Linked DNA regions of Homo sapiens: region 2 is linked to region 1. Evidence: chromatin loops called from intact Hi-C (ENCODE). Cell type or tissue: natural killer cell. All regions are shown on one strand.

Region 1 (5,000 bases):
GCAGGGCAGTAGCAATGGAAGAACTTAGATGTGATTCTGGGCTTATGCCTTCCCTCTTGCTTGCCCTCAAACCCTGTCCAACCAACAACTAACAGCAAACCAAGTTTTTAGATTTATCACAGTTAGGGACTTAACTGCTTTATGTGGACTTGTGTGGCTTTCTCAGCTATTCTGTAAAACCTGCTTTATTACCATTGCTATTATTTCTGCTGTTGTGAGCTCAGTGTCAGTGTCTGGTTGTTAGGATGTACAAAGATTCTGGGTGAGGCTATGTTGGTCTAGAGCTCTAGGTTATAGTGGGCCATGGAAGCCCACCTTTCAAATTTTTGGCGAGGCCACAAATTACCCCATTAAGGGTCTCAGAGCATGGAGAGTAATGTTTTTATGTTTTAATTACTCTAGACCAAGGCTGTTTTTTTTCTAAGTGAGAGCACTAATATTTGTAATTTTGCAGCCATTGGGTTTATAAATATGCCTGAGTAATCCCCATGAACTAGATTTTAGAGTGAGCCACCAGAAGAGTCTCCTCTTTTGAGATGCGGCAAAGAATTGCAGTGTCTTACAGTGGAAAAGGAAGACAGTGAAAAATGATCTATGCAGAAATTCACCCCTGGTTTTGGCTTTTGACTTCTTCATGACTCCCCTTTCTTGCTTACCGTGTTAGGCAGATAATCTTCTTTGAGATGTGGTAGTCAGACTAACTCAGCCCCATCTGCTTTGTGTTTTTTTTTCAATGCAAGATTAACCCTGCTTCCAAAACCTCCTGGTGTTTTCTTGGGAGTAGGAGGGTGAGTGAGGGGAGGTGGAGGGTGTGGGGTGCTTCGCTCCTCTTGTAATAACCCTCAAGTGTGTGCTATCTGATGGGCCCAGGCCACATGTTGTGCTATCGCTGGGGACCAGGTAACAGTCTGAGGTTTCTTGGTTACAGTAACTGATCCTCACTCCAGGCCCTGGCAGGAAGGAGAACCCTCCTGCAGTTACTGAAACCTGGTTCCCGGTTTTAATTTCTTTAATTCTTTTGTACAAGGGTCTGAGTTACAGAGGTTTCTCCTTGTCTCAGAAAGTTCTTACCATTGGCTTTAAATAAAACCAGGTGGCTTTCTTGGTTCAAGTGGCTTACAGAAAGAATACCTTAGAAAGCAATTTAATTCAATTACATTTAATTAAATTATATTGAATTTGAATAATTAAATTTATATTCTAAGTTTTTTTCTTAGAAGCATAATGAGCTATTTTAGAAATATGTATTAAGGTTGCTGGTTTTTTCCTTCTGCCACAAAACGTGATTTGCATGGGAAATTATTTATAGTAGCTTAGAATTCTGAACAAGAGTGACAAAATTTATCTTCTTTGCTCTCCTGCAAATTTGTATAGGCTTAGGAAATTTTGTCATTTAACAAAGCTCTTGAAATCTCTGTGGCTTAAGTTACTGTGGACATAATTCTTATCTGATTTCAATAGAAAAGGACAGTAGGGATGTGAACACAGTGGCAGCTGGGAGAGGGCGCAGGAGTGATGTTAGTGGTAATCTATTTTATTTTCAGGTGTGTTTAGGAACTGGGCTCCTGGAGACAACCAAGAAATTGGGAACTGGAAGTGGTTTGACTGAAGGAGTAATGGGAGAGACTTCATCCCAACGGCGAATCCCTACTGAGGCCTGAAAAACCTACCATTAGAAATTCATTAGCATCAATAGAGTGGAGAGACAGCCAATGGAATGGGAGGATATATTTGCAAATTGTACATCTGATAAGGGATTAATATCCAAAACATATAAAAAACTCAACTCAAAGTGAGAAAACAACTCAGTTAAAAAATGGGCAAAGAGCCTGGGCAACATAGTGAGACCCTGGTCTCTACTTAAAAAAAAAAAAAAAGAAGGCTGGTGTGGTGGCATGTGTCTATAGTCCCAGTTACTTAGGAGTCTGACGTAGGAGGACCACTTGAGCCCAGGAGTTCGAGGCTGCAGTGAACCATGATTGCACCACTGCGTTGCTCTCCAGCCTGGGTGACACAGTGAGACCCTGTGTCTACCCCCACAAACCTCCCCAAAAAAAAGGGCAATAGCCATTTTTCAAAAGAAGACATACAAGTGGCCAACAGGTATATGGAAAAATGCTCAACATCAATAATCATCAGGGAAATGCAAATTAAAACCACAGTGAGATACCACCTCACACCATGGAACCCTTGGATACGGAGTGTGGTCTGTACTTTGAAATCATTTAGGATAGCAGAATATTTTGTGGAATCTAGGGAGATGGGGAGCTGAGGTCAGGGAGAAGTAAGCTGTGTGCTGGCATTTGTTTACCAGGAGATCCTTCCATCCTACTCCATGGCCAGGCAGTGAGTAGTGGGCCAGGGGTGAGGGTCTCTGTGGAAGCACAGGATGCTGACATTAGACAGGGCACACTCCTACCTTTGCTGCATATCCACTGCCCCTTGCAGGGCCTTCATGTTTCCCTAGGGGCTGTGGAGCTGTGCCCATCATCCCCACTAGAAGCCCCCAGCTCTGATAGTCAAGCATTTCCATGGGGAAAATTGGTCGTGCTGAGAGCTAATGACTTATGGTTATTAAGGATGTTTTGAATCTTTAAACAGGAATGGTACTTGGCTGAATATCAGTTTGGCTTCTGTTGCTCATTGCATGTCTTCTTTATTTTCAAAAAGCCAACTGATTTCTCTTTCATATGTGGTGTTTCCTGTGGTTCTGGTGTTTTTGTGAACAAATTTGTTATGAGGAAATTCAGCAGATTGTGAGTTCTGATTTTTTTTTTTTTTTTTTTTTTGCCACTAGTGGAACATGTTCTTTAGCTGCAAACTGGAAATGTAGTTTTTATTGGTTGAATTTTGATAGGGTGTACTTGCTTTGTGGATCATCCTGAGCAATTGGGACCACTTTTGTCTGGGGTTTGAAGTAATTGCAGGTGAAAAGGATGAGTGTAGTGGTGGTGAAGGTCTCATTTCTACAGCTGAGTCAAGTCGTCTGCAGGTTGTGTTCATCATTCACATTCCTGCTTTGCTTGGTTTGCCTGGGATGTTTGTATCACTATCAGCGAATGACCTTTAGAGCATTCGGATAACCTTAAGTTCTGGGTATTGAAAAGATGTATTTTTCTTTCCTGTTTGGATGAAATTTTCATTAGTATGAAAGCTGCAGACCTCATGTTTCCATTGCGAGGTTCAAGAGAGAAGGTAGAAGAATGAATGAAAAGTCCTTGGGACTCGGCCCCAAGCCCTCGGTGAAGAAGTTGTGCCTCCTCAGGCTCTGTCTGCTTCAGGGACTTTCAGGAAGTTGCAGGTGTGTTGTGCCTGCATTGTGGGCTCAAGCAGAAATCAGTAAAGCAAAGAGCAAGAACTGAGCTTTGGCGGGAAAGGGGGAGCCTGAAGAGCTCACAGTGTCAAAGGAAGCACTGAGCTGGCTCCTAGGCAAAGAACATGCCAGAGGCTTCCCTTCAGCCTTTCAAGGCCACTATTACCTCCCCTTCCCTCCCCCATTGCTTCAGGTGACAGTGGAGGAACTGGAAGTTGCACAGAACACAGTGGCTCGCACAGCCCTTTATTGCTGGATGGAGAGGGGAGGGGTCCTCGCAGAGGCGGGCTGGGAAGCTGGGTGGGCAGGTGATGGAGAGGAAGTCTCCCACTGAGTTCTTCATCCTTCTTACGTCCACCTGTGCAGGATGAGCTGCTTGTGCTTGGCCTTACGTCCTGGCAGCTGTCTCTGAAAAGTTTTAATCTTTGATTTTGAGAATCAGACATCTTTGGATCCAAGGGTTACCAACACCTGGGGGGGCCATGTATATGAAGTGGAGGCTGGTTTTAGAGCAACGACACATTAAAGTGGGCTGGGCTACAGCTGCTCTAGGGGATAGATGGAGAGAGTTTGTGGGACTTGTCATTAGTGTCTACAACATGGTGGGTGCTTATGACATGTTTATTTTTTATTTATTTACTTAGAGACGGAGTCTCGCATGTCGCCTGGGCTGGAGTGGAGTGGTGCAATAGCTCACTGCAACCTCCCCCTCCAGCATTCAAGCTATTCTCCTGCCTCAACCTCCCGAGTAGCTGGGATTACAGGCGCCCGCCACCACGTCTGGCTAATTTTTTGTATTTTTAGTAGAGACAGGGTTTCACTACGTTGGCCAGGCTGGTCTTGAACTCCGACCTCGTGATCCACCCACCTCAGCCTCCCAAAGTGCTGGGATTACAGGCATGAGCCACTGCGCCCGGTCATGACATGTTGATTGGATGGGAGAATAAGTTAGTCATGCAAGGTCATACTGTTTGTAGCTGATTCAGGTTTCGCTGTCTCGGATATTTCCATTCGTGTATCACTGCAAGGGGAAGTGGTTTTGCTTTTTTTTTCTCCTACAGGCCTGAAATATGGAATGAACTCTAGGTACTTGATTTTAATTAAAGCATTACCAAAGTGTTATTTTTGCTCTGTGACATAGATAAACTACACATGCTATGTGTCTTTCCATTTTTGATTTGTTTTTACTTGCTGTCCATGGCTTGAAATTTTAGACAGGATCCAACATGCAAGCAGGTGTCATCTTACATGTTGAAACCTAAATATCCTCCATAAACTTTGATAGCTCCATAGGTTATTTTCAGTATTTTCACATATCATATTTCAATTTTTTAAATCTATAGCATAATTGCTTCTTGTATTTTTAGATGTCATGAAGATGTTGGCCTAGGAGAGAACCTGCAGCATTCATTATCTGGAAAGATCAATCATTTCCTAATGAAATCCAGTTTTGTATGTTAGGGATCATTATCTGATAATACAGTATGTGTCCTGCTTTCAAAAATTTAGCTATTGGCTGGGTGTGGTTGCTCATTCCTGTAATCCCAACACTTTAGGAGACTGAGGTGGGAGTATCTTTTGAGTCCAGGAGTTCAAGACCAGCCTGGGCAACATGGTGAAACCCTGTCTCTACAAAAAAATTGTAGAAAATTAGCTGAACGCTGTGGCGCACACCTGTGGTCCCAGC
Region 2 (5,000 bases), 73 kb before region 1:
CGAAGATCAGCTGACCAATTTTATGTGGGTCTATTTCTGGACTCTCTATTCTGTTCTGGGAATTTATTTGTCTATTATTTTGTCAATACCACACTGTCTTGGTTACTGGAGCTTTATGGTAAGTCTTGTCAGGTGATGTCAGTCCTCCAACTTTGTTCCTCTCCTTCAATATTTTGTTGGCTATTCTGGGACTTTTGCCTCTCCATATAAACTTTAGAACCAGGTTCAAGCGATTCTCCTGCCTCAGCCTCCTGAGTAGCTGGGATTAGAAGCAACGCACCATCACGCCCAGCTAATTTTTGTATTTTTAGTAGCGACGGGGTTTCACCATGTTGGTCAGGCTGGTCTCGAACTCCTGACCTCGTGATCCGCCCACCTTGGCCTCCCAAAGTGCTGGGATTACAGGCATGAGCCACCGCGCCCGGCCTAATTTTTGTATTTTTAGTAAAGACGGGGTTTCACCATATTGACAAGACTGGTCTCGAACTCCTGACCTCAGGTGATCCACCTGCCTCGGGCTCCCAAAGTGCTGGCATGAGCCGCCACGCCTGGCCCATATTTTGTTATATGTATACTTGAGTATTTAATTTATTGGTGCTAATATAAATGGTTTTATGTTTTTAATTTTAAGTTTCTCTGGATTCTTTTTGAGTCCAGTTTTATAATCCAGAGTTTTGTTCTCTTTACAGAATTTTATCATGCCCTGCTTTGATAACTTTGCATCTTATATCTTCACCCAGTGAAATGACAAACACATAAAATAAGTATGAGCCATGGATACATCCCAGAAACTGTTTCTTTGGTTTAGGATACAATGAATTTTTTATCTTAGTCTCTCATTTTTCTAAGATCCCATTTTTAAAAATAGGAAATTAAATTTACTTTTGTTCCAATTCTGCTTTAGGAAACTTGGTGTCCCTTTCATCATGGGTCTCAATTTTAACCAGAGGGGTCTCTCCCTCCATTTACTTCTTGAAATCGATGTTCTTCTTCAGGGTTACTCATAGTGTGACCTGCCAGATCTCCTGCCCCTGCACCTGCCCAGCCACCTCCTAATGGACTAATATGCGCCCCACTACAAGCTCAGCAATTTGAACTTCCCATGCTTAGCTTTGGGGCCAGTTCTGGCTTTAGCTGCAGGGATATTTAAAAGTTTAGTTCAATAGATGAAGTGAGTCCTCACCAAATCTGTTGTGTTGCTGTTTTTTCTTGAACCACAGTTCTAGTTCTAGTTCTAGTGACTGAATTCCTCACTGCCACTAAGTACACAGTTCCAAAGTCTTCTAGACTTACTTCTGGAGCCTGACAAGTGACTGTTCCTTTAGCCAGTACTGGGGCTTCCAGACATCATTGCTTCTGTTTTTTTTTGTTTGTTTGTTTTCAGTTTTTTTTTAAATTTCAATGGTTTTGGGAGTACAGGTGGTTTTTGGTTACATAGATGAGTTCTTTAGTGGTGAATTCTGAGATTTTAATGCACCCATCACCTGAGCAGTCTTTTATCCCTCACCTCGCTGCCAACCTCTTTCCTTGCATCCCCAAAGTCCATCACATCACTCTATATGTTTTTGCATCCTCATAGCTTAGCTCCCACTTTTGAGTGAGAACATACGATATTTGGTTTTCCATTCCTGAGTCACTTCACTTAGAATAATGGCCTCCAGCACCATCCAGGTTGCTGCATAAAGACATTTCATTCCTTTTTATGGCTGAGTAGTATTCCGTGGTGTATATATAGCACATTTTCTTTTTCTTACTTGTTGGTGGACACTTAGGTTGGTTCCATATCTTTGCAATTGGAAATTGTGCTGCTATAAACATGTGTGTGCATATGTCTTTTTCACATAATGACTTATATTCCTTTGGGTAGATTCCTGGTAGTGGGATTGCTGGATCAAATGGTAGTTCTCCTTTTAGTTCTTTAATGGTAGATCTACTTTTAGTTTTTCTTTTTTGTTTTGTTTTTTGTTTTGAGACAGTCTCGCTCTGTCGCCAGGCTGGAGTGCAATGGCGCGATCTCGGCTCACTGCAACCTCCGCCTCCCAGGTTCAAGTGATTCTCCTGCCTCAGCCTCCCGAGTAGCTGGGACTACAGGCGTGCACCACCATGCCCAGTTAATTTTTGTATTTTTAGTAGAGACAGGGTTTCACCATGTTGGCCAGGATGGTCTCGATCTGTTGACCTCGTGATCTGCCTGCCTTGGCCTCCCAAAGTGCTGAGATTACAGGCGTGAGCCACTGTGCCCGGCCTACTTTTAGTTTTTAGTGCTTGTCTGTTTGGATCATCACACATTACTTGCTCCCTGCTGCCAGGCCTCAGTCTGCGCTACACCCATATACTACTTATTTTCTAGACTTCCAAAGTGCTGGGCACCACCCAGTCCTCTGCCAGGCACGGTCCTCTCTGCAGGTGATCCGCTGCCTGTGTGGGGGTCTCCTCCCTCCAAGCAACCATTTTCACCCACAGGCATGTCTCAACTCCAGGTGCAGACCCCTCCCTGACTGTCCTGTTCCATCAACTCCGGTTCTGTTAAAAGGATGTGAACTTTACAGACTTCCCAGCAAGGCAGCTCCTTGGAGGCAGAGACCTCATTTGGAATACGCTCAACTATATTAAAATGTGATTTTGCTCAACCATATGAAACACTCAGTTGTTAGGACAAAAAAAAAAAAAAACCCTGCTTTTCACATTCCCATTTTACCTCTACAATGTATCATTTCATCAAACACCAATTCACAAATGGAACTTACATAGCTCGTTAACTACAGTGTTTTATTCTCTTATGAAAATATGTCAGAAAGATTTGAGAGTCTGGGACTGTGGTGAAGCCCCCATCAGCCCGGGCATATGGTGGGGGAGGTCAGGAACATTTTCTTCCAGCTCTCTTCAGACAGCAGCCAGACAGTTTTCAGCGCCTTTTTTTTTTTACCGTTTTGGTGACTCATTTCCTCACTTGAGACACAGAAATATGAATGCAGTGTCAACCAACCATAAAGGAGTGTTACGAGAGTTCTGGTCATGGAGTAATCATAATTGTATTTGGTATATGATTTGACCGTATTTATTCATAATATAATACTCTAGGGTTTGAACATCTTATTTTTGGTTCTGCTGTGAACTATATAGAACGTGATGGAAAATCACTCCCTGCACATTACCCTGGGCTGCAGTGTCCATAAAAGGCGATATGCTGGCTCAAGAAATTGAAATTGAATGATTTCATAACCAACCTGTGAGCCTCGCTTCCTCCTTCACATATGAAAGCACGTTGGCACAGAGGGGAGAAAATTTTTTTTTCATATGTTTCCACCTCACAGCTCCTTTTCTAGGTCTCCTAGTTGGAAAGACATTGATTTCTACGTGGGAAGACTTTTGCACCTGCAAGAATCCTTCACGGTCATATAGTGTCACCTCTCTCCCAAGGCAGAAATCCCATCTGCAATATTGATCAATGACCTGTCAAGGATGAATTAATTGAGTGCCTACTATGTGCTAGCTAGGCATTGTGCTGAGCCTCACACAATGGCAGACCCTGAGATAAGAATTCAAGTGCCAGGAATTTGAGAAAGGGTCCCGGAAAACACTGGAAATAGTGGACATGAGACAGAGAAGACAAGAAAGCCAATAAAGGATGCACATTATCAAGCAAATTACCACCATGGGCAGATAGAGCTCGATCCCACTAGAGAATTCTGAAAACCAAGACTCAGAATTCATCCAACCAAGGGGCCAGGGATCTGGGGTATTAATCCACCAATTCTCCATCTGTCATGGGTTCAGGCTGCTTTCAGGGGAATGAAATTTCCAGCATGTCTGGCTTCTCCATGCATGGGCACAGTGTGTTTTCAAGGTCAGAAAAAAAAAGGCTTTGAGTGGAGATTTTCAGGGGTCAGCTATAAGTAGAAGTGAATGCCAGTGGGAGGTGGGGCCACTGATACCATCTGCTACATTCAGGAAGACAGAGAATTAAGCTCTTCTCCCTACTTTTGATCTGAAGGAGCAAACGGGGACATTTGCTCCTTGAATCCAGTGGAATCCAAGGGGAAAGCCCTGGAGCAATGGAGGTGATGAGTTTGAACGAAGATGTACAAAACCTGAGTTAACTGAGCGTGCAGATGAGCAGAGAGAAGAAAAATGGCTCTAGATGACATCAGGCCATGACTAGTCATCAGTTGCCACATGAGGTTTTCAGGAATGACATGGAAATACCAGCTTTCCACAGCTGTCTGGCTCTCCCCAGGGAAATGGGAAACCCTGGTACAGAGTCGAACCTTGGGCAAAAGGGTTGGAAGGAAGCAGGTGATCTGGGCAGAGCTGCCAGCTCTTCCTCCTTCCCTGGGGAGAACTAGTTGAAAATGAGTGTAGGGAGCCTGGCAGGAGAGCCAGCAAGGCAGGCTAACCCCAGAGGTGTGTAAGTGCAAAGGCTTCACGGCCATGCTTTCAGCAGACCTGGCACTGTTCAGTGCTGTCACCCAAGCCAGCCGAGGCTGGCCTAAGCCCACTTGCTTGTGGGGAGGGGGAGCTCATGCCCCGCTGGCTATAGGTTTTTTGGGTTATGAAACTAGGCAGGGCTAAGCCTGGAAAAAGTCCGAAATCATTAGTGGAGTCTGCGGTGTGCTAGGGCAGGTGGAGGCAACTTTCCTCAGTAAGGCAGTTCGCGGCCAGTGCTGCGGTTGGTTGGGATGTTCTTTGGGCAGACTGAAGTCTACCTACCTTGAACTTTCCCTTCATTCTACTGCTGCCCTTTGGAATGCCCTGATGATTCCCAGGAAAGTTTTGAGAATACAGCACCTGGCCCATGCTGCTGATAAAGATTCCCTTTTGGATAGGTGTTTGTGGTTTGTGATGATGTAACTAATGATTTTGTTTCCCTGGTTTCAAGCTAGACTGTTCTAGTCCATATATTTCCAGGAAAACAACTCTGCCGTGGATACACGTAGGGTGTGTAGTGTGTTCCTGCCACGCTCCTCATCCCTGCCCTTTGACTTCCCATCTCGGGTTCA

The links. A loop is a pair of places that touch in the nucleus more often than their neighbours do. Peaks named below come from ENCODE experiments on the same cell type or tissue, not always from the same donor. Only the 100,000 strongest peaks of a DNase experiment are listed, where the experiment ranks them.
Region 2: a loop joins it to region 1, with 2.5 times the contacts of the local background. A loop is called at or near these places in 1 of 110 quality-filtered maps.

Annotation. Positions count from the first base shown.
Region 1 is chr13:99,049,645-99,054,644 of GRCh38, reverse strand. It overlaps a transcript of DOCK9 not described here. Among named protein-coding and RNA genes, the nearest start is that of DOCK9-DT, 35 kb to the left of the region's middle. In natural killer cell, no CTCF peak of the experiment used is centred here; DNase peaks (open chromatin) are centred at 894, 2,704, 3,334 and 4,314; H3K27ac peaks cover 338 bases.
Region 2 is chr13:99,123,086-99,128,085 of GRCh38, reverse strand. No RefSeq gene overlaps it. Among named protein-coding and RNA genes, the nearest start is that of DOCK9-DT, 39 kb to the right of the region's middle. RefSeq lists an enhancer at 2,918-3,017. In natural killer cell, no CTCF peak of the experiment used is centred here; a DNase peak (open chromatin) is centred at 2,925; H3K27me3 peaks cover 308 bases.